Regions from separate parts of the Homo sapiens genome. Here region 2 is linked to region 1. A link is an interaction called in ENCODE POLR2A ChIA-PET data of the cell type or tissue named here. Cell type or tissue: GM12878. All regions are shown on one strand. Each heading gives the region's core, and the rest is flanking DNA. Links, peaks and the distances in the headings are about the cores only.

Region 1 (12,581 bases), core at 6,438-8,937:
AATCCCAGCTACTTCGGAGGCTGAGGCAGGAGAATTGCTTGAACCCGGGAGGTGGAGGTTGCAGTGAGCCGAGATTGCATCATTGCACTCCAGCCTGGGCAATAAGAGCAAAACTCCATCTCTCTCTCTATATATATAATAAATATATATATAATAATATATATTATATGTCATATATAGTTATATATTATAATTATATAATCTATAAATATATAAAAATATATAATATATAATATATATTTATAATATATAATATATATTTTTCCGTGTGTGTGTGTATATATATGTGTATATATATGTATTTTTTTTTTTTTTTAGAGAGAGAGAGATGGGGTCTCACTCTATTGCCCAGCCTGGTCTTGAACTCCTGGCTCAAACAATCCTCTAGCCCAGGCCTCCCAGAGTGCTGGGATTACAGCCGAGCGCCCGGCCTGAAACACTTATTTTCTATCCTGCATCTCATCATTCTATTTTATGTAGTATTTGTGGGTCTCATCTTGTTATTCGTTGTTTCTGCTGACTCATGCCCTTGTGGTTTGTTTCTTTTTGAGTTTATTGATGTTTAATTATGAACTTATGTTCCTTGAAATTCTTTGTGGGAAGTCTTTGAATCTGTGTTTAAAATATATTCTTCCAGAAAGGATTTTTGTTTGCTTTTGCCAGGCGCCTAGGGGTACTTCCAACTCAGATCCACTTAAAAATTGTTTTTGGCTTAGTGTTTTTCCAATCACATAGGGAATATGATGTTGGGCTTTTCTCTGTGTGAATATCAGCTTGTTATGCATTTTACTGGATTTCTTTTTAGCCTGTGTTACCTCTCCAGCACAGCTAAGTGGGTACGGCAAAGTCTTCTGTGGCTGAGTTGTTTTCTCCCCATTTCTCCCTTAGGGCACTGGCTTTTGAGAAGTCCCAAATTTGGGGGAGAAAGGAAATCTTTGATAACCTACTTCCCAGGACCAGACCTCAGGTCTTTTCTTCTCTTTCCTCATTTTGTTTCCCCTAAAAGCAAAGCCTCAGACAAAGGTTTTTGTGTAATTAACTTTGGAAGTAATCCCAGGGAGTAGGAGTGAGGGCTGGAGAGAGAAAGAAAGAGGGAAGCCCGGGACAAGGTCGCATTATTTAAGGGGACCTCTGATAGGTGCTTGATTCCATAGGATCTTCCAAGGAGTCTTATGAAATGGGAGATACAAAAAAGACACAATGAGTATTTGCTTGTGTCAATCATTGGTCAAGAGTGGCCTCACAGACATGAACTCCCCTGAACTTGGGGTCTGCGCATGCATAATGGTTCAGGGGATTCCCGAGAGCATCTGCCCTGTGGGGTCAGTGAGACTCAGACAGGAAGGGAGGGGTGGGCCCCATGTGCCCAAGGTGAGGCAGCACCTGCATGAGGCCCACAGAACACTCATCACCTCAGCAGTGGCCAGAATCAGAACTGGGGCCAAGCAGACTGAAGTGGTGCCCAGGAGGTGCCTGGCACACTGGCCATTTACATCCCAGGGTCTCAGAAAGCACAGGCCCCGGTGCAGGCTCACCCTGATGGGGTCATGCTCTTGTTATTCTGGCTTCTGACTGATTCCCTGTTTAACACCCTTTTATCTGTGCTTTCACACACACATTTTTGGTATTTCATTCAGCATTTTTAGGAAGGGATTTCTCTATTCAGCTAGTCTGCATATTTCCAGATAGAGAAATAAATGGTCATTGTTTTCAAATGTTTACATATACTTTATTTTTAAATTTTTATTATTTGAGATGGAGCCTTGCTCTGTCGCCCAGGCTGGAGTGCAGTGGCACGATCTTGGCTCACTGCAACCTCCTGCTACTGGGTTCAAGTGATTCTCCTGCCTCAGCCTCCTGAGTAGCTGGGACTACAGGCGCGTGCTACCACGCCCGGCTAATTTTTGTATTTTTAGTAGAGATAAGGTTTTGCTATGTTGGCCAGGCTGGTCTCAAACTCCTGACCTCAAGTGATCCTCCCACTTCGGCTTCCTAAAGTGCCGGAATTACAGGCGTGAGCTACTGCGCCCGGCCTCAAAATGTTTATATATACTTCAATATTCTTTTTGTTATTATTTGCTAAGTATTGAAACCAAGCATTCCTTTCTGGAGCTCCCATAACTCACTTTGTGCCCTGTTTTGAAAAACAGGCCAGTCAATAATGACAGCAGCAACGCAGCAGCTCCCAGCTTTTCAACACCTACTGTGTGGCTGACACCTGCTGTGGCTTTATAGGCATTATGTCAGTGAATTCTCAAAACTACCCTAAAATAGTCACTCTGGTTCCCTTTTTTCATATATTTTTTATTTTTAAAATTGAGACAAGGTTTTGCTGTGTTGCCCAGGCTGATTTCAAATTCCTATGCTCAAGTGATCCTCCCACTTCGGCTTCTGGTTCCCTTTTCCCAGCCACTGGTTCCCTTTTCACAGAAGAGGAAACCATGGCCTGGAAAGGGGCCAAGGCCACATAGTATTTACGTCAAGCTTGTCCAACCCACAACTCACGGGCCACATGCGGCCCAGGATGGCTTTGAATGCAGCCCAACACAAATTCATAAACTTTCTTAAAATATTATAATTTTTTTTTTTTTTTTTACAAAAAATTAGCCAGGCGTGGTGGTGCATGCCTGTAGTCCCAGCTACTTGGGAGGCTGAGGCAGGAGAATTGCTTGAACCTGGGAGGCAGAGGTTGCAGTGAACTGAGACCGTGCCACTGCACTCCAGCCTGGGCAATAGAGTGAGACTCCATCTCAAAAACTAAAATATAAAATAAAATAAAATAAAAATTTTTTTGGCAAAATTTTTTAAGCTCATCAGCTATCATTAGTGTTAGTGTATTTTATCTGTGGCCCAAGACAATTCTTCTTCTTCCAGTGTGGCCCAGGGAAGCCAAAAGATTAGACACCCCTAATAAGTTGTTGAGCCAGGATTGTGTCCAAAGCTTCCCCACTTTTACTACATCGCATGCCTTTCTATGGAAAAAAGCCTTCCCTTCTTCCCTAGTACTTCTCCCAAAACACACACTCATATAGAGTAGCACTTGAGATCCAGTGCCCCTTGGCAGCCGATTGCAGTGGGTAAGCTGAGCTCAGGGTTGCAGGCCAGCAGGGCGGCAGTCAGCACACAGAGCTTTCCTATCCCCCCAGGAAACCTGCAAGGACCCCAGTAGGCCTTAGATGGCCAGTGTTGGCAAATCCTAACTGGGAGGCAAACTGGGAGAGCCCACTGCCGTTGCAGACTGGTTACTGTCCCCGCTGGAGCCCTGTGGAAGTGGGTAGAAATCCAGGCCTAAGGAGGGTACCAAGCCAGAGCCACCTGCCCCCTAGTACCCCAGCCTGGGGGGGCCACCCAGTGAGCATTTCTGTCTCCTCGGGTGCTGTAGTCAAGGTGAAAAGCAAGTTGCAACCTGAAGGCTGGGCATTCCAGGTATAGGGCTTCTTCTGGTTAAAATGTGTGGGTACGGGGACTAGGGGAGGCTTGGAAGGGGCTGTCCCCAGAGTTTCTATGAGTGAATATATACTTTGAAACACTTAGAACCTTATTGTCAGCATGGACAGACAGGGACCTTGGGGACAGAGGGACATTAAGGCCAACATCTTGTTTTATAGATCAGTAAACTGAGGTCCAGAGACCCATGGCCTAGCGAAGGAGGTTCAAGTGCAGGCCTTCCTGACCACAGTGCACCGCCAAGGCTCCTTCTCTACACCACTGCATGTGTGCGTGTGAGTGGGCAGCTGCACACCATCGTATACGTAAACGTGTTTACGCATGGAGTACATGTGCTTTATGGTGCAGGGGTGAAGGCACAAAGGCGTGTGTATGGGGGGGCTGGGGTGTTATACTAGCAGGCTGAGCAGACTGTAACAAGGGGACACACATCTCTCTTTTGGGCCAACCCATGTTTGGAGAAGACAGGAGCTTTCTCATGCACAAGCGCCAAGAGAGGAAAGTGAACCCAGGTTTGGGCGGTCTGTGGTGACTTGTGCCATGGACCATGTGGAAGCCTGAAGATGCCTGGGGCCTTCGTAGTACCATTGCCTTTAGCCTCCCGTGGCCACCTGCAGCAACTGCCATCACCCTTACTGTGGACGGGAGTTGCACTGCTAAAGTCCCCACGGCCCTGCAGGATGGCCAGAGATGTCTGCCCTCACTCCGCTACCCTCTCAGTCTTCTTTGACCACTCTGGTCCCCCAACCTCAATGTCGACCCCACATCTGCAAGTGACATCACTGTCCATGTAGCTCTGTAAGTCTTCAAACTGGGAGTCAGCCTACCTCCTGCCATCACTGACCTTCAAGCAATCCAGATGAAAAATGCCTCTGGGCATTTTGGGGACAGGAGATATAAGGAATGAGTCATAAATATCCTGTCATATAAAATAGGATGCTATGAAACACTCCCCGGGTCATGTCAAAAGGAGACAGGAGCCAACCTGAATACACTTCCACCAGCCAAAGGCGAGATTTTTTGAGCACCAGTAAGATTAATAACTGCAATGGATTGACACCAATCAGACATGTTTAAATCCACTGATTCACACATATTTAAAAATAACTAGTTTTTCACCTTAGGGGGATGCTAGGCAGCTGGTAAATAAAGGGAAAGCATTAAATATTTGTCATGTCTTTTGCATATGATCTATCTCTCAGGATAACTAAATAATCAATGAGGGCAAGTTTCACTTTGTAGAAATATGCAGGTTAATAAAATAAGAAATAATACAGTTATAATGTCACTATTTTGCAATTCCTCATGAATTTAAGTAATGATCATCCATGGCTGCAGATGTTGCAAAATGAGACACAACCAGAAGTTAGGTGCTTCCTGATGGAAGCACATATCACCATCTAGGAGGTGGTCTTGAAAAAAATAGTTGGACGTGAATTTGTTCAAGCCTCCCTAACTAAATACAGAAGACAGAAGACATGTTAAATGGTACCACAGGGTTGCAATCAACCAAATTCAGACTGTGGGAAACTGCAAGGATAAACAACCTAGTTTCCAGCTTGGTGCGGTAGCTCACGCCTGTAATTCCAACACTTTGGGAGGCTGAGGCTGGTGGATGACTTGAGGTCAGGAGTTCGAGACCAGCCTGGCCAACCTGGTGAAACCCTGTCTCTACTAAAAATACAAAATTTAGCTGGGTGTGGTGGCACACGCCTGTAATCCCAGCTACTCGGGAGGCTGAAGCTGGAGAATCACTTGAACCCTGGAAGCTGAGGTTGCAGGGAGCCGATATCACGCCACTGCACTCCAGGCTGGGTGATAGCAAGACTCGGTCTCCAAAAAAAACCAAAAAACAAAAACAAAATTAAAAAAATCCCCCAATTTCCTTAACAAAACAGTATTACAAAACAAAAAGAGACGGAGGGGAAACTTGCAGGTTTTAAGATTTATCAACCAAGCCCTATTTATAGACTTTATTTGTATATTAATTCAAACACCTGTTAAAAAAGAAAATGAGGCCAGGAATGGAGGCTCACACTTGTAATCCCAGTGCTTTGGGAGGCTGATGCGGGTGGATCACTTGAGGCTAGGAGTTCCAGATTAACAAAGTGGGCAACAAAGTGAAACCTTGTTTCTACAAAAATTTTAAAAAATTACCAGGCATGGTAGTGCACGCCTGTAGTTCCAGCTACTCAGGAGACTGAGGCAGAAGGATTACTTGAGCCCAGGAGTTTGAGGTTGCAGTGAGCTATAGTTGAACCACTGAACTCCAGCCTGGGTGACAAAACAACATCCTGTCTCAAGAAAAAAAAAAAAAGAAAAAGAAAAAATTATAATTGAAGAAATAGAAAACACCAACTGGATTATAATTTCCATTAATGACTTATTATTGATTTTTATATGATAAAGTAGTGACTTCTTTCTTTCTTTCTTTTCTTCCTTGCCTTTCCTTTCTTTCTTTCTTTTTTTTTTTTTTTTTGAGACAGATTCTTGCTCTGTCACCCAGGCTGTAGTGCAGTGGCTCGATCTCAGCTCACTGCAAGCTCTGCCTCCCAGGTTCACGCCATTCTCCTGCCTCAGCCTCCCAAGTAGCTGGGATTACAGGCGCCCGCCACCACGCCCGGCTAATTTTTTGTATTTTTAGTAGAGAGGGGGTTTCACTGTGTTAGCCAGGATGGTCTCGATCTCCTGACCTTGTGGTCTGCCTGCCTCAGCCTCCCAAAGTGCTGGGGTTACAGGCCCAGGAACAGGATAATGATAATATCTGTTCCAAACAGTGTCTTCACTAAATAATCCCAACCAGTAAGAAATAGAATCATTTCAATCACAAGACTCAAGTCACTCCAAAAAGATGATGCTAAGAGCTGTTGATCACGTGTTCCTACAGCGATCCATACCAACATACTGATGAAGCTACAGCTAAGGTATTAGGCTACTGTGCTCCCATCTAGGAAGTGACCCCCAGGGATTCTTCACCCTGTGCTTTCACCAGCACTCTGTATATGAACTTAACCACCTCAGCACTCCCCCCTGCTTTTGCCATGTCTTCTGTGTTTGGATGTTGAGTATTGCTGGATGGAAAGCTTTGCTATCAGCAGAACAATGGTTGAGGTTGTAAAAGCCTACTAAGTGCCATTCTAAAATGGGTCGTTGTGCTGTATGAAACAACAACCACAACAACTCAGAAGCTTCAAACAATAATCCTTTATTGTCACGCTCATGACCTGTGGGTCAGCTGTACAATTCAGCTGAAATTGAATCGTACCTTGGTTGATCGAGGCTAGACTCCAAGCTGCAGGCTGAGTTCAGATCTGCTCGGCATGTCCCTCGTTCTCCTGGGACCAGCGGCTACCCAGGGATTATGGCCTGTTCCTGGAGACTCATTCCTGGACCCAGAAGGAAGGAGCAGCAGCTATATGGGGCACGTTCTTGTCATGGCAGATTACTGCAGCATGAGAAGGCATGTCCAACTGAGCAAGCACATTTCAAAACTTCTCATGTCAGGTTCACAAGTTTCCTACTGGCCAAAGCAAGTCACATGGCCAAACACAAAATCAAAAGGTGGGAAAGTATTCTCTGTCCACCATGGCAAGGATGTGGGTGGATAATTATATTACAAGGGACAAATAATTCAATCTTTCACAGTCTTTGGGGATCCAGGGCACTGCCTTTGTTCATGCCCCAGCACTTCTCATCAAGACAAAAGAACATCCTGCTAGGAGACTTTCCTGCCACTAGCAGAGCCCCTTCAAACCTAGTGGCAGCTAGAGTGATTTTTTTTTTTTTTTTAACTAGCTCTCCTCTAGTTTTGTCTGTTTGTGTGTATGGTAAAAAAATGCATAAGATAAAATTTACCATCTTTTTTTTTTGAGACAGAGTTTTGTCTTGTTGCACAGGGTGGAGTGCAATGGTGCATTCTTGGCTCACTGCAACCTACGCCTCCCAGGTTCAAGCTATTTTCCTGCCTCAGCCTCCCGAGTAGCTGGGATTACAGGCATGCGCCACCACGCCCAGCTAATTTTTGTATTTTTAGTTGAGACAGGGTTTCACCATGTTAGCCAGGCTGGTCTCAAACTTCTGACCTCAGGTGATTCACCAGCCTCAGCTCCCAAAGTGCTGGGATTATAGGCGTGAGCCACCACACCCATGCCTGGCTCCCCTTTCCTTTTTTTTGTTGTTTTTTTTTTTTGTTTTTTTTGCATAGAGTCTCACCCTGTTGTCCAGACTGGAGTACAGTGGTGTGAACTCGGCTCACTGCAACCTCTGCCTCCTGGGTTCAAGCAATTCTCCTGCGTCAGCCACCTGAGCAGCTGGGACTACAGCCGTGTACCACCACACCTGGCTAATTTTCGTATTTTTAGTAGAGACAGGGTTTCACCATGTTGGCCAGGCTAGTCTCGAACTCCTGACATCAAGTGATCCACCTGGCTTGGTCTCCCAAAGTGCTGGGATTACAGACGTGAGCCACTGTGCCTGGCCAAAATTTACCATCTTAACCATTTCTAAGTATAGAGTTAAGTACCGTTAGTTAAATTCGCATTGTTATGGAAGAGCTCTCCGGAATTTTTTTAGCTTGCAAAAGTGAAACTATACCCATGAAACTAACACCTCTGTATTTCCCTCTCCCCAGCCCCTGACAACCACTATTCTACTTTCTGTTTCTATGAATTTGACTACTATAGACAACTCATGTAAGTAGAATCACATAGTATCTGTGTTTTGGGGACTGGCTTATTTCACTTAATAAGATGTTCTCAAGGTTCAACCATGTTGTAGCATGTGTCAGAATTTCCTTCCTTTTTAAGGCTCAATAATATTCCGTTGTATGTATATACCTCATTTTCTTTATCCATTTGTCAGTGGACACTTGGGTTGCTTTTGACCTCTTGGCTATTACAACTAGTGCTGCTGTAAGCATAGTGTGGAAATATCTCCTTGAGATCCTGTTTTCAATTATTTTGGCTGTAAAACCAGAAGTGAGATGGTTGGGTCATAGGATAGTTCTATTTTTAGTGTTTTAGGAACTTCCATATTGTTTCCCATAGTAGCTGCCCCATTTTACATTCCCACCAGCAGTGCAGAAGCATTCCAGTTTTCACACATTATTGCCAACACTTGTTATTTTCTGTTATTTTGATACTAATTATCCTAATACGTGTGTTTTTTTTCTTTTTTATTTTGGAGACAAGAGTTTTGCTCTTGTCTCCCAGGCTGAAGTGCAGTGACGCAATCTCAGCTTACTGCAACCTCTGCCTCCTGGGTTCAAGTGATTCTCCTGTCTCAGCCTCCTAAGTAGCTGGAATTACAGGTGCCTGCCACCACAACTGGCTAATTTTTTGTATTTTTAGTAGAGACAGGGGTTTTACCATGTTGGCCAGGCTGGTCTCGAACTCCTGACCTCAGGTGATCCACCTGCCTCAGCCTCCCAAAGTGCTGGGATTACAGGCGTGAGCCACAATGCCGGGCCTCAATTTTTTAATTAAATTTTTTATTTTGAGATAATTATAGATTCACATGCATTATAAGAAATAATATAGACAGATTCCATGTACTCTTCACCTGGTTTCCTTCTCATTTCCTCAGTGGCAACATCTTGCACAATAGTACAATATCCACAGCCAGGAAATTGATATTGATACAATCCATAGATCTTGTTCAGATTTCAGCAGCTTACATATTCAGAGTGACATTTTAAACAAGCAAATCTGATCCTATCACTTACCTGCTTAAAACTTTTCCAAGGATGTTCATTACATAATTGTTTGAACTGGTTTATTTTTGAGACGGAGTCTCGCTCTATTGACCAGGCTGGAGTGCAGTGGTGTGATCTCGGCTCACTGCAAGCTCCACCTCTGGGTTCATGCCATTCTCCTGCCTCAGCCTCCCAAGTAGCTGGGACTACTGGCGCCCACCACCATGCCCGGCTAATTTTTGTATTTTTAGTAGAGACGGGGTTTCACCGTGTTAGCCAGGATGGTCTCGATCTCCTGACCTTGTGATCCGCCCGCCTCACCCTCCGAAAGTGCTGGGATTACAGGCGTGAACCACCGCGCTGGGCCTGAACTTGTTAAAAAATGAGAACCAACCTAAATGTCCAGCAGCAGCAGGATGGTTGAATAGATTACATTGCGTCCATATAATAGGCACACAATCCAGCCAGGAAAACTTGGAGCAGTCGTATGTACGCTGATATGGGCTGGGTTCCATGGTCTATTCTTTTCCTACGGAAAAAAGCCAGGTACAGGATTGTGAATACCTGGCCGGGCACGGTGGTGCACGCCGTAATCCCAGCATTTTGGGAGGCTGAGGCGAGTGGATCACCTGAGGTCAGGAGTTTGAGACCAGCCTGACTAACATGGTGAAACCCCATCTCTACTAAATACAAAAAATTAGTGGAGTGTGGTGGCACATGCCTGTAATCCCAGCTACTTGGGAGGCTGAGGCAGGAGAATCACTTGAACCCGGGAGGCAGAGGTTGCAGTGAGCCGAGATCATGCCATTGCACTCCAGCCTGGGCAACAAGTGCGAAACCCTGTCTCAAACAAATAAATAAATAAAAATAAATAAATTGTGGATACCTTTTGGGTATAAAGGCATACAATATAGGAAAGGGTACATAGTACACTGACCACAGTAGTTGTCTCAGCAGGCTGAGATTGTGTAGTGGGATGGAAAGTTAATTCACTCTGTTTTGTAGTGGTTCTCAAAGTTCTGCGTTTGAAGAACCCCTCAAAGTTCAGGACCCCTCTACACTCTAAAAATTACTCAGTGTCCCCAAAAACATTTTCATTAATGAGGGTTATCAGAAATTAAAGCTAAGAAATTTAAAAAATATTTACATATTAATTCATTTAGAAATAACAATAGGCCAGGCGAGGTGGCTCGTGCCTGTAATCCCAACAATTTGGGAGGCCAAGGCAGGCTGATCACTTGAACTCGGAAGTTCGAGACCAGCCTGGCCAACATAGTGAAATGCCATCTCTACAAAATATACAAAAATTAGGCTGGGCGTGGTGGCTCATGCCTGTAAACCCAGCACTTTGGGAGGCCAAGGCTGGTGGATCATGAGGTCATGAGATCGAGACCATCCTGGCTAACACGGTGAAACCCCGTCTCTACTAAAAATACACAAAATTAGCTGGGTGTGGTGGCACACGCTTGTAGTCCCAGCTACTTGGGAGGCTGAGGCAGGAGAATGGTGTGAACCCGGGAGGCGGAGCTTGCAGTGAGCCGAGATGGTGCCACTGCACTCCAGCCTGGGCAACAGAGCAAGACTCCATCTCAAAAAAAAAATTATATATATATATACACACAAAAAAATTAGTCAGGTGTGGTGGTGGTGTGTGCCAGTAGTCCCAGCTACACAGGAGGCTGAGACTGGAAAATCACTTAAGCCCAGGATGCGGAGGTTGCAGTGAGCCGAGATTGTGCCACTGCACCCCGGCCTGGGCAACAGAGTAAGACCCTGTCTCAAAAACAAAAAAAAAAAAAAGAAAGGAAATAACAACAATAAAGCAATTATATGTTAATATAAATGACAGTTTTGTAAAAAGTAACTATCCTTTCCAAAACAAAAACATTTAGTGAGAAAAATGACTTTGTTTTGCATTTTTGCAAATCTCTTTAATATCTGACTTAATTGAAAAATCTTCATTCTCATATCTGTTTCTGCATTCGATCTATCAGAATACATTGTTTTGGTTGGAGTATGTGAAGAAAATTCATGTCAGTAAGATATGTAGTTAGAAAAAAGAGACTTTAAATAGCCTTTTGTGGGTATTCTTTGATAGCACATCGACTGGACAAGCAGCAGTTTCTCAAAGCAATGTAGAATCTGAAACCATAGCAATGACATATTCATACTGTTACATTAAAACTCATTGTTCCGGCTGGGCGCCGTGGCTCATGCCTGTAATCCCAGCACCTTGGGAGGCTGAGGCCAGACGTATTACATGAGGCCAGGAGTTTGAGACTAGACAGGCCAACATGACAAAACCCCGCCTCTACTAAAAATACAAAAATTAGCTGGGTTTGGTGATGCACATCTCTAATTCTAGCTACTTGGGAAGCTGAGGCACAAGAATTGCTTGAACCCGGGAGGCAGAGGTTGCAGTGAACCGAGATTTTGCCACTGAACGTCAGCCTGGGTGACAGAGCAAGACTCTGTCTCAAACAACAAAACAAAACAAAAGCCATTGCTCTCTCTTGTCCCCCCACTTTTTTTTTTAAGACAGGGTTTCACTCTGTCACCCAGGCTAGGGTACAGTGGCTTGATCATAGCTCATTGCAACCTCAGACTCCTGAGCTCAAGCAATCCTCCTGTCTCAGCCTCCTTAGTAGCTGGAACTATAGGTGTGTGCCACCACACCTGGCTAATTTTTTATTTTTTAAAATAAAGATGGGGTCTTGCTATGTTGCCCAGGCCGGTCTCCAGCTCTTCGCCTCTAGTGATCCTCCCACCTCTACCTGCCAAAGTGTTGGGATTACAGGCATGAGCCACTATACTCAGCCCTGTCTTGTACCTTAAGTGAATCTTTTATGTGAGTGTAGTTCTGTAACATTATGCATTTGTCATTTGGAAAGTACTGATAGAGTTATGCAGATCATCCAATTTTTGACACATTTTGTTAGACAATATTGAAAAATCATGTGTGTTAATATCACTACTAATCTCATAAGAAAATTGTTTAAGTAAGGCTGGGCACGGTGACTCATGCCTGTAATCCCAGCACTTTGGGAGGCCGAGGTGGGTACATCACCTGAGGTCAGGAGTTCAAGACCAGCCTGGCCAACATGGTGAAACCCCATCTTTACTAAAAATACAAAAATTAGCCAGGTGTGGTGGCGTGTGCCTGTAATTCCAGTTACTCAGGAGGCTGAGGCAGGAGAATTGCTTGAACCCAGGAGGCAGAGGTTACAGTGAGCTGAGATTATGTCATTGCACTCCAGCCTGGGTGACAGAGCAAGACTCCATCTCACACAAAAAAAAAAAAAAGAAAAGAAAGGAAAAAAAAAGTGTTTAAGTACTTAGAAGCTTGTTAAGCTCACAATGGTGGATACACATTTTCCAAAATTCTAACTTTTGCTTGAAAGCTCAAATTTTATCATTGGCAACAAATGCTGTCAGTTGCTTT
Region 2 (12,581 bases), core at 4,136-6,635, 69 kb before region 1:
GAAGGGGAATCTAGGTTGTGCTGAAGGCCTTGACCACACCCCTGATTCTGGAAAAGGGGTGACAAAAGTAACAATGTGAAGAAAAATCAACACCATTAAAAACTGTAAAAACCACGGTCTTTTCCAAAGGTGGTGTGTACTAAAAACAAAACAAAACACAATATCCAACAAACAAACAAACAAAAAACAACCCACTGTCCTTGTGGCCAGTGGAGGGAGGGAGACTAAATGACACTGTATGTGTGTGTTGGTGCAAGATTTATAGCAATCTTCAGCCCCACCCATGAAAAATAATTTTGCTTTGCTTATTATAGTATAGTTTTTTTCTCTCTCCTGACCTCACAGTATTGTTCAATCTGTCTTTGTGGCCAGGCGCAGTGGCTCATGCCTGTAATCCCAGCACTTTGGGAGGCCAAGGTGGGCAGATCACTTAAGGTCAGGAGTTCAAGACCAGCCTGGCCAACATGGTGAAACCCTGTCTCTACTAAAAATACAAAATTAGCCAGGTGTGGTGGTGCATGCCTGTAATCCCAGCTACTCAGGAGGCTGAGGCAGGAGAATTGCTTGAACCGGGGAGGAAGAGGTTGCAGTGAGCTGAGATCGTACCACTGCACTCCGGCCTGGGCAGTAGAATGAGACTCCATCTCAAAAAACAAAACAAAACAAAAACAATCTGTTCTGTGGTTCCTGGGCACTTTGTGGTGTGGGATTAGAAAAACAGATTGGTGGTGGCTCACGCCTGTAATCCCAGCACTTTGGGAGACCAAGGCGGGTGGATCACAAGGTCAGGAGTTTGAGACCAGCCTGGCCAACATGGCAAAACCCTGTCTCTACTTAAAAAATACGAAAATTAGCTGGGTGGTGGCAGGCGCCTGTAATCCCAGCTACTCGGGAGGCTGAGGCAGGAGAATCACTTGAACCTGGGAGGCAGAGGTTACAGTGAACCGAGATCGTGCCATTGCACTCCAACCTGGATGACAAGAGCAAGACTCCGTCTCAAACAAAAAAAAAAAAAGAAAAACAGATTGAGATACAGAACTGGGAAGATGGGAACAAATGGAGGAGTGAAGGAATCTTTTTGTTTTTTTTTTTTTGAGCCAGAGTCTCGCTCTGTCGCCCAGGCTGGAGTGCAGGGGCGCGATCTCGGCTCACTGCAAGCTCCGCCTCCCGGGTTCACACCATTCTCCTGTCTCAGCCTCCTAAGTAGCTGGGACTACAGGCACCCACCACCACGCCCAGCTAATTTTTTGTATTTTTAGTAGAGATGGCATTTCACCGTGTTAACCAGGATGGTCTCGATTTCCTGACCTTGTGATCTGCCCACCTCAGCCTCTCAAAGTGCTGGGATTACAGGCGTGAGCCACCGCGCCTGGCCAAGGTTTTTTTTTTTTTTTTTTGAGATGGAATCTTGCTCTGTCGCCAGGCTGGAGTGCAGTGGCGCAATCTCAGCTCACTGCAGCAATTGTGATTGAGGTTCTTTTTAAAGCCCTTTGCAATGTGTGATTCTCTGAGTGCAGCTGAGCAGGACTGAACTGTGTGGAGCCCTAGATAAGACTTGGGTTATGGGTACGTGTTACATGTTCTCCATATTGCCAAGTGTTTCTTTAATCTCATTTCACCCTCCTCACATAACAGCTTCACGATGGAGTCAATTAGCATATGTAGCTGTTTCATAGACAAGAAACTGAGGGCCGCACAGCCAGTGCAGTGTGCTAGGGTTTTCTCTTTCTGCCCTACAGCTACCTGCAAACAGGCTCCTGCACAGGACTTCTACCCTTATTTGCATTTACCTCCTTGGGGTCAGTTGAAACACCCCTTCCACCATACATCAGCATCCCCAGATGCCTGCCCTTTCAGTCCCAACTGGACAGCTCCTTCATTACCTTTTTCTGCTCATGGCTTCCTTCCTTCATGTATTGTGGTTTCTAGGGCAGGATGAAAATCCTAAGTGTCACGCAACTGCCTCTGAGCAAAGAAATCAACCCCAATAACTGACAAGTTGTTTACACTGAGAGCTTCCTGGTGGAACCAAATATTCTACAATATTTAAGCCAGGTTTGGTACCCCTTGCGGCAAGGCAATGGGAATGATCAGGCCAGAAGAACTACCAGTTGTCTCATAGCAAAGGAATGTGGGGAGTGGGTGGGTGTGAGGACAAGAGGCAGATATGTGAGCTTCAGGGCTTTTGGAGGACATGCAGCTAATCCAGGTGGAATCTGGGAGCATGTGTCGTTCCCTTGCTGCAATGGGCTCATTTCATGGTGGCTTTATCTGCTGAGATTACATGGTGATGCTTTGCCTGCTAGCCTAGACAGCAGGTCCTTAGGGACTGGAGGCCCAGCAGACTCCCTTTCAGGCCTCTGGATTCCTGGAAGAGGAAGGAGTGTTCAAAGGTGAATTAAAAGGTGCCTTCCATCTGTGTAGGCAAAACAATGTTACCAGCCATAGCGATGGACTTGGAAGCAGCCAACATGAGTTGAACATGAACACATGGATGCTGAAGATCCTTTCTTTCTCTCTTTAAATTTTCTTTTTTTTTTGAGATGGAGTCTCGCTCTGTCGCCCAGGCTGGAGTGCAGTGGCGCTATCTTGGCTCACTGCTAGCTCCGCCTTCTGGGTTCATGCCATTCTCCTGCCTCAGCCTCCCGAAGTAGCTGGACTACAGACACCGGCCGCCACGCCTGGCTAATTTTTGTTGTATTTTTAGTAGAGACGGGGTTTCACCGTGTTAGCCAGGATGGTCTCGATCTCCTGACCTCGTGATCCACCCGCCTCGGCCTCCCAAAGTGCTGGGATTACAGGTGTGAGCCACTGCACCCGGCCCTCTCTTTAAAATTAAAAAAAAGAAAGTTTTTTAACTTTAACTAGGTCCTGACCAGACATAAAATTTTTTTAATTAAAAAATTTTTTTGGCCAGGTGTGGTGGCTCACACCTATAATCCCAGTACTTTGGGAGGCCAAGGCAGATGAATCACAAGGTCAGGCGTTCAAGACCCACCTGGCCAAGACGGCGAAACCCCGTCTCTACTAAAAATAAAAAATTAGCTGGGCGTGGTGGCGAGTGCCTGTAATCCCAGCTGCTCAGGAGGCTGAGGCAGAGAATTGCTTGAACCCGGGAGGCAGAGGTTGCAGTGAGCCGAGATCGTGCCACTGCACTCTAGCCTGGGCGACAGAGTGAGACTCCATCTCAAAAAAAAAAGTAAATAACATTTTTTTAAGAGACAGGGTCTTACTCTTTCATCCAGGTTGGACTGCAGTGGTGCGATCATGGCTCACATACAGCCTCGACTTCCCTGGACTCAGGTGTTCCTCGCACCTCAGCCACCAGAGGAGTAGCCAGGACCACAGGTGAGAGCCACCACACCCAAGCAATCTTCCTGCCTCAGCCTCTCAAATTGCTGGGATTAAAGGTGTAAGCCACCGCTCCTGGCCCTGAAGATTTCCTCCTCTCAGAAGAGACCGTGGCCTGGCCCTGGCTTGGGAGCTGATATGTTACCTGGAACTTCTGGAAATTGCTCTCCTGGCAGGGGAGAAGTTGAATTCTGGTGTGCCATGCTTGGGGGAAGCTGGCATGATGGAGGGAAGAGAGAGAAGGCTGTGGAAGGGAACTCAGGTTTATCTGGCTCCTGGCCTGTGCCAGACCCTGCATTTAAGCCTCCTAAACATCCTTCCAGATGGGCATTGTTATTCCCATTTAAGAAATAAGAGGCTGGGCGGCTGGGCGCGGTGGCTCATGCCTGTAATCCCAGCACTTTGGGAGGCCAAGGCAGGCGGATCACGAGGTCAGGAGATCGAGACCATCCTGGTGAACACGGTGAAACCCCGTCTCTACTAAAAATACAAAAGATTAGCTGGGCATGGTGGCAGGCACCTGTAGTCCCAGCTAATCGGGAGGCTGAGGCAGAAGAATGGTGTGAACCCAGGAGGTGGAGCTTGAAGTGAGTGGAGATCCTGCCACCCCACTCCAGCTTGGGTGACAGAGCGAGACTCCATCTCAAAAAAAAAAAAAAAAAAAAAAAAAGCGGCTGGACACAGTGACTCATGCCTGTAATCCCAGCACTTTGGGAGGCCGAGGTGGGTGGATCACGAGGTCAGGAGTTCGAGACCAGCCTGACCAACATGGTGAAACCCCGTCTCTACTAAAAATACAAAAATTAGCCAGGTGTGGTGGCATGCACCTGTAATCCCAGCTACTCAGGAGGCTGAGGCCGGAGAATCGCTTGAACCCAGGAGGCGGAGGTTGCAGTGAGCAGAGATTGCACCACTGCACTCCAGCCTGGATGACAGAGCGAGACTCTGTCTCAAAAAAAAAAAAATAAAAAAAGACATAACCTGTGCTAGGTGTGGTGGTGTGCACGGGCAATCCTGGCTACTCAGAGGCTGAGGCAGGAAAATCGCTTTAGCCCAGGAGTTTGAGTCTACAGTGTGCCATGACTGAGCCTGTGAATAGCCACTGACTCCAGCCTAGGCAACGTAGGGAGACCCTATCTCTAAAAAATGATAATAATAAGAGGAACCTGAGGCCCAGAAAGAAGGATATAACTGAAATTGACCCAATAGTTCCATAGACAGCTTTTCCTGATAAACAGAAATTGACATATCTTGTCTTAAAGCTGGAAACTCACCAGATTCAGACAATGAGATACCAGGTCTCTCAAAAAGTATCAAAGAATCTCATACACAGTTTTTCCTGATAAACAGAAATGGACACATCTGGTCTTAAAGCTTGAAACTCACCAGATTCAGACAGTGAGATACCAGGCCTCTCAAAAAGTAGGAAAGAACTGAAACTCACAGAGCATAGCATCCAGACAATGAGACCCAGGCCCCTCATTATCATGATTGCTTCCTTACCCCTCAGGAGTTCCTGTTTTCCCTTACATTGTTAAGTTTCTTCCCTGCTGTACAAACCCCTAATTTTAGCCAGGGAGATGGATTTGAGACTGAGCTCCCATCTCCTTGGCCACAGCACTCAATTAAAGCCTTCTTCCTTGGCAATCCTGTGTCTCAGTCATTGGCTTTTTGTGTGACCAACAGCAGGACCTAGACCAAACCCCTGGTGTGTCAGCAACCTAACCACAAACCAAGCATGGCCTCTTACAGGGGAAAGTAGAAATAGTGGTGCTGCTAACACAGGCTGGACCTGAGCTAGGAATAGAAAGAAACACAGGCTGACTGTATTTTGTCTAAACTGGGCACTTCTGAGAGTGAAAAAGGGCAATTAACATGCCAGGAAAATAGGCATCAACTGGACTGTTCTGGGCAAACCAGCATGTATGGTCACTACTCACAGAGCACCAGAAGGAAGCCATGCTCTGTGAAGCAATGGCCACCATTTACAATTTAATTCTCACAGCAACCCTAAGGTGGATATTGTTGTCCCCTGGCCATTTCTCCTGAGAGCAAGAATTTGACAAATGAGGACGCTGAGGTTCAAATAAGTTATTTAACTTTCTTTTTTTTTGAGACGGAGTCTTGCTCTGTTGCCCAGGCTGGGGGTGCAGTCTTGGCTTACTGCAGCCTCCACCTCACGGGTTCAAGTGATTCTCCTGCCTCAGCCTCCTGAGTAGCTGGGACTACAGGTGCGCATCACCATGCCCAGCTAATTTTTTATAGTTTTAGTAGAGACGGGGTTTCACCATGTTGGCCAGGCTGGTCTCGAACTCCTGACCTCCGGTGATCCACCTGCATTGGCCTCCCAAAGTGCTGGGATTACAGGCGTGAGCCACTGCGCCTGACCGGTTACTTAACTTTCTCAAGGTCCCACAGCTAGTAAGTGAGGAAGCTCTGGCAGGCTCCAAGCCCTTGCTCTTTCTGTGAGTCATGTTGCCTCCAAGGCCCAGGGCCATTGGAGGAAGACCAGAGGAGGAGGCCAGCTGGAGGGAACAAAGCTTGGGTCTTGGAGGGTGACAGGCCAGTCACCAGACAATCCCTGAAGTCTCCATATGGCCTCTCCCAGGGCTGGCTTGCAAGAGAAGGTGAGTGTGTAGTGGGGGTTTAGGGCGGGGTAGAGGCCCCCCAGGCTTCCACAAGGATCGTCCTGGGCTTCCAGGAAGGCGTGACCAAGGCAGAGGCTTGCCTGGGAATTTTCTAGGAAAGAAGTCATGCCCTGAGTTGCCCCATTTTTATGATTGGAGAACAGGAACACTGATACATCGAATGGCAGGTATCCTGGAGCCAGGACTGTCCCCTCTGGTCTATAGATTCTGCCATGGCCCTGGCTCAGTCTCTCTGGAACTCAGAGAATCGTGGTGGTCTGGGATGCAGGAATACTCCAGATTAGCAGCAGAAGGTGTGCAAGCATATGCATGCATGCAGAATTTGTAAGCCTCAGGGGTTAGTTCTTGCTCCATTCACAAGCCAGCCTGACCCTCCAGAGTGGACCAGTGGCCACAGCATAGAAAATGGAGGGCACAGGCCAAAGCTCAGATGGCCTTTGGAATCACCTTGACTTATGACATCACAGGCAGATGGGTAGGAAATAGGCCACCAGTCATCCAGTCAGGTGGATCACAGCACCTGCTCGCACCTGGGCCTGGGCCAGTGCTGGCTCTCGGGGACAAGTCTGCCTGCGGTACTTCACACAAGCACAATGGCCTGAGGCCTCTGCAAGCCAAAGTTGCATAAGCAAGGACTGATCATATGTCTTCATTCATTTATTAATTTTTTTAATTAGTAAGGTTATTTGAAGTAGTTTTAAGTTCACAGCAAAACTGAGTGGAAAGTACAGGGAGTTTCCATATCCCATATCCCACTGTCCCCACACATCTACAACCTCCTTTCATTCATTCATTTTTTTTCTTTTTTTGAGATGGGGTATCACTCTGTCACCCAGGCTGGAGTGCAGTGGTGTGATTTTGGCTCACTGCAACCTCCGCCTCCCAGGCTCAAGTGATCCTCCCACCCGAGCCTCCCCCGTAGCTGGGACCACAGGTGCGTCCCACCATGCCCAGCTAATTTTTTTGAATTTTTGGTAGAGACAGGGTTTTGCCATGTTGCCCTGTCTGGTCTCGAACTCCTGAGTTCAGACGATCCAACTTGGCCTTCCAAAGTGCTGGGATTACAGGCATGAGCCACCATGCTTGGCCTGTGAGAAAACATTTCAAGTGGTCAGTTTTCAAGGCATGATAAATCTAAGTACTGGCAGCCAGCCTGAAAATGTAACAAACCACAGGGCTCATGCATCTAGAAGGTCACAATAAACAAACAGAATGTAGAAGAGGGGTCAGCTCATAAAAGGGAAAAAAGTTTCATTATTGGGAAATCTAAACTTAAGTGGGGAAGGGGATGGGGTATAATCTTATAAGGGGGATAAGAAAACGTAGGCAATATCCGGGAAGATTGTAACCCCATAGTACTCAACCAATGAGGAACTGGGGGAGGGACTTCTGTGCTAAGGGATAAATTACCTGCTGTGACTGTCCCAGGCGTGCCTGCCTGCAAGACACCTGATCTTGCAAGACCACTATTAGAAGTCTCACTTTAACTGTTCTTCATGCCTCTAAGTCCATTCTTTGGGTTTGGACAGGTGAGCATGTTTCTCACAACCTGGGGGCCTGTCTGGGATCTCTGTGCCTGCATGGAGTGGGACTCTGGCCAAGAGGGGAGACATGTCCTACTCAATTTAGGTGGCCTGCTCTGTCGGGCATCCCGGCTCCCCACAGAAGCCATAGACAAACCCAAGACTTATTCAGGAGACAGTTGAGATGACACAGGGAGAAAAGCGGGCATCGTGGCAACCAGGCAACCTTGTGTGTGAGCCAAGGTGGAAAATTGGACTGTAAGTACTGCCTTGGTGGTTGGGCATTTTCGGCGGTTGAGTGTGTGTGTGACTGAGACGTATCTTAGATACAAAGTGAGTGCGGAGTCCTAATCCGTGGTTCTGTTCTCCCGAGAGGGAAATGGCTGGACACAGATGAAGCGATTCTCGGGGTGTGCAAGAAACCTCCAGTAAAGGGGGGTTGAGTACACAGGGAAACTCAGACACAGAGACTGACTGAAAATGGGAAACAGGAATTCTAGGCCTAGGGGACAAAGGAAAGAGGGAGCCAAAGAGACTCCTCTGACATTCCCCCAGATAGTCCTTTGGGGAGAATGTGGCAGGTTTGGAGGGACAACCCTCGAACCAGGGACAAGGAAAAGCAAAAGATAATAAAGCATTGCTGTTTTATCTGGCCCAAAGACCCCATTTGTAAGCCTTCAGGGTTTTGGCCCAAGTTTGGCTCAGATGAGGATTGGGTGTGCCAAGTTTTAATTCTCTATGTGAATGATAAAACCCCACCCTCACAAGAAGAGATGTTATGCTCTCTGCTGGATCAAGGAATTAGCCCCCATGTTTCCCTTCAAAGAAGAAGAAAAAGAGCCTAGTAAAAAGCCCTCACCCAGGGAAAAGCCCTGGGACCCCCTGTCATACATGCCCCCTCCATATGTCTCACAAAATAGGGGACAGGAAGATCAAGGGGCAGCAGGAGGGTTAGAGGAAGAAAGACCTGGAGACCATGGGGAAGCTGAACCAACTGCTCCTTTAAATCCTTATCCAAATTTGAAAAAAGAATTAGAACAGTGTAAGAGGGATATTGAAAACTTCCCTATCCCTTTCACACAGCAGGCATCTAGCATGTTCCCTTTTAGGGAAGTTCTCGTGGGACAGGGAGAGATTGGCTTTGTAAATGCTCCTCTTACAAGTACTAATGTTAGGAATTTCAAGAAGGAAATGAAACCACTCCTAGAAGATCCCCTCGGTTTAGCAGACCAACTGGACAAATTCATAGGACCCAGCTTTTACACCTGGGCTGAAATGATGTCTATCTTAAATATCCTGTTCATAGGAGAAGAAAAGGGAATGATTAGGAGAGTGGCCATGACTATCTGGAAGAGGCAACACCCTCCCAGGCAAGAAGTCTTGACAGTCGAACAAAAAACTTCCAAATGTCAATCCCAAATGGGATAATAATGATCCCAGGGACTAGGCCCAAATGCAGGACCTCAGAGAACTGATAGTTAAAGGGGTCAAGGAGCCCACTCCTAGGACACAAAATGTCTCAAAGGCATTCGAGATTCAACAAGAAAAAGAAAACTCCCTCTGCATTCCTGCAGAGGCCAGAGATCAGATGGAAAAAAAAAAACTCCAGATTAAGTTCAGAGAACCCAGTAAGGCAAAGCCTTTTAAAAGTTAACTTTGTAACTAAGAGCTGGCCTTGTGGGCCAGGAAGTGCAGCTGCAGGTTGGGGGGTGGCAGGTGTCGCAGAGCAGGAGCAGACAGCTGAAATAAAGGTAGACAGTGTGAGAGAGCTAGTGTGAGTAAACCCCTGATAAAAGAACTAATGTCTATAGTACACAAAGGGAGTCACTGGGGACCCCAGGCTCTGTGTAATGCAATACTTAGTGAGGCAGCCTTGTTGGCTGGGGTGGATGCCAGGATTCTTGGTCTTGCAGCTGGGGAGATTGGGGTTGCACAGGTGGAGTGGGTTTGGAGTAGGAATTTCGTGGCCGTGGGAGGGACCAGCTCTGCATTGAAGGGGGGGTCCTGAGCCGGTTGCCAAGTTGCAATAAAAATGTCAGAGTTTTCATAAATGGGCTAGTGAGGAGGGGGCTAGTGAGGAGGGGATGTCTTATCCTCCTAGGGCCCAATGATTTGGTTGTGACCAGATGTGCTATCTGTTTAGAGCAGAGTTTCTATCAGCCTTTACCTAATTGTGTCACTTATCTGGGAGGGAGAGTATCTGTGTCTGTTCCAGGTATCTTGCAGCTTCAGGCACCCACCCCCACACCCCAGTCCACTTTTAGCTTCCCTATCTTAGTGTGCCTAAAGGGAAAGGAATGTGCTTATTAAGGCCCACTGTTTTTACTGGGGCCCATTGTATGAGAGTGAAGTTTGGTGATTACCCAGGAGACTTCCCCCGAATCTCGATCCCCCCCAACCCCCCTCCTTCTGTGCTTGAGCTCTTTATCTGTGATTTACAGGCTGAGCTTTCAGGCGCCATTTGTTAGAAGAGAAGTAATTTCTTTGAACTGCATGAGGTTAGAAAGGGAGCTATTTCTGAGCTGCTTTTTAATAGAAGGAAAGTTTTCTGCCAGGGACTCACTTTACCTTGTCTACCTAAATTTCTTTCTGCCTCCTATAACATTAGGAATTATGGGTGTATAGGGACTTATACCCTCACTAAACAAGTATGTGGAAATTGTGTAACTTGTCAAAGGATAAACCAAAAGGTAATTAGAAAACAGGCCACAGGAGGAAGACCTCCTGGACTAAGACCATTTCAAAGCATTCAAGTATATTTTACAAAAATGCTCAAAGTAGAAAGACGAAAGTATTTACTGGTGATCGTAGATCACCTTTCCAGCTGGGTGGAAGCCTTTTGCCTCCCAACAGCCACCACCAGGTATATGGTCAAAATTATATTAGAACAGATTGCACCTAGCTTTGGCCTGGTGAAAAATATTGATTCAGACAATGAGAGCCACTTTACCTCAAAGGTGTTAAGGGGAATTATGGAAGGTTTACAAATTAGATGGGATTATCACACCCCTTGGCATCCCCCTTCCTCTAGAAAGGTAGAAAGAATGAATCAAACTCTCAAAAAGCATTTCACCAAACTAATCTTAGAAACTAAAATGCTTGGACCAAATGTCTCCCAATAGCACTCTGCAGGATTAGGACAGCTCCAATAAAAGACTTGGGATTGTTCCCTTACAAGTTATTATATGGGCTCCTGTATTTAGGCAGAGCTACAGATCTCCCTACTATGGAAACCAAGGATCAATTCTTAAGAAATTATATACTGGCCATATCCTCCACCCTGTCATCCCTTAGGTTAAAAAGACTTCTAACTCAAACTCCACCTCTTAAGTTTGTGGTTCACCACTTCCAGCCTGGTGACTTCATGCTGATTAAGACTTGGAAATAAGACAAGCTCCACCCAAGCTGGGAAGGTCCCTATCAAGTGCTCCTGACCACTGAGATGGCCCTGCAAACAGCTGAATGGAGGTGGACTCACTATATTCGAGTCAAGGGACTGGTAAAAGAGATCCCGGAAGGGAGGGAAAAAGATCAGTGGAAAGTGCCCGAGTCTAACTTTAACTCTTAACTTTAAGGAACCCTTAAAGTGAACTCTAAGAAAAATCTAAAAAGAAAACATGAGCTGGCCCCATTTCTGGAAATTAACATGGCTGGGATGGGCTAATATACAAAGAGCAGAAGGTCAAAATGGAAACTGGCAGCAGACTCTTCTCTACCCAGTCAGGTTGGTGATTAATGTGACCAAGACAGTAGCACCCCAGACTATAAGATTTAATGCCTGCCAGGTTTTACCTTGTGGAAATTTAAAAAATCAGAGACAGATCTCACAGGCAGATAAATATCTTTGCCCTAAACCAAATACAGGTTACAGTAGGGCATCACCCTACCCCAGCTGGGATAATATATGGTGGACTACCCAATTTCAGGGCTGGACAGTAAACATGGGGTGGGTAACTCCAAGCTGGAGACCCCTAAAGAATAAACTACATCTGTCCAAGAGCTCCCTGCCAAATAACTGCCAGAATTTTTTTCTTTTTTTTTGAGACAGAGTCTCCCTTTGTCGCCCAGGCTGGAGTGCAGTGGCTGATCTCGGCTCACTGCAAGCTCTGCCCCTCAGGTTCATGCCATTCTCCTGCCTCAGCCTCCTGAGTAGCTGGGACTACAGGCGTCTGCCACCATGCCCGGCTAATTTTTTGTATTTTTTAGTAGAGATGGGGTTTCACCGTGTTAGCCAGGATGGGCTAGATCTCCTGAACTCATGATCCGCCCGCCTCAGCCTCCCAAAGTGCTGGGATTACAGGTGTGAGCTGCTGTGCCCGGCCCCAAAGCACACTCTCTTGACACTGCATCCTCTCGCTCAGCCTGGGGAGGATGGAGTGGTGTAGCAGTCGAGGGCTTTGCATAACCAGATCAACAAGGATGCCTCATTTACAGGTCCACTCAGTCCATCTTTACTGTATGTATATGTGCTCTGTGCTAGGCACTGTGCCCAGTGCTGCGGACACAGTGGGGAAAAGAATCCACATGCTCCCTGCCCTCAGGGTCCTTTCTGAGATAGCTGCCCACAGGTAAGGAAGAGTAGACACCCTGATAAGCACCATGGAGGAAAAGTACGGGGTACTGAGAGGGGATAACCTTGGAGCCTAATTTAGGCAAGGGCAGGGGTTTTCAGGAAAGACTTCCTGGAGGAGGTAAGTGGAAGCAAGATGAGTGACCAGGAGTTCGCCAGGGGAAGATGAACCAGGGCATTTCAGACCCAGGCTATTACATGTGCAAATGTGGGAAGGGGAAGAGCTGGCTGGGGCACATAAAAGTTTTGTGAGTGGGGCAGAGTGCAGTGGGTGAAGGAGGGCAGATTGAGTAGGGGCCCAGTGAGGCAGGGACTGGGTGGGGATCATGGAGAGGCTCTGGGAAGCCAAGGTGGTACTTGGGAAACAAGAACTCCCTCTTTTTCCCATCAGGTAAATGATAACCACACACTGCATGTAGCCTCCTTAGCTAATAGCTTGGGCTGCATTAATAGTGGTATAGCATGCAGGTCAAAGGAGGTGATTTTTCC

The links. Peaks named below come from ENCODE experiments on the same cell type or tissue, not always from the same donor. Only the 100,000 strongest peaks of a DNase experiment are listed, where the experiment ranks them.
Region 2: POLR2A ChIA-PET joins it to region 1 with 5 read pairs; 7 of 35 experiments call an interaction of 5 or more read pairs at or near these places.

The regions. Positions count from the first base shown.
Region 1 is chr15:75,123,049-75,135,629 of GRCh38, forward strand. LOC124903530 (a long non-coding RNA gene) reads left to right here and starts at 7,888. Exons shown (of 2, transcript XR_007064721.1): 1 at 7,888-8,138. RefSeq lists enhancers at 7,688-7,877, 7,918-7,977, 8,148-8,397. In GM12878, for the core only: no CTCF peak of the experiment used is centred there; DNase peaks (open chromatin) are centred at 7,718 and 8,043; H3K4me3 peaks cover 749 bases; H3K27ac peaks cover 2,500 bases.
Region 2 is chr15:75,056,399-75,068,979 of GRCh38, forward strand. No RefSeq gene overlaps it. Among named protein-coding and RNA genes, the nearest start is that of PPCDC, 39 kb to the left of the region's middle. RefSeq lists an enhancer at 5,289-5,338. In GM12878, for the core only: no CTCF peak of the experiment used is centred there; a DNase peak (open chromatin) is centred at 5,113; H3K27ac peaks cover 1,191 bases.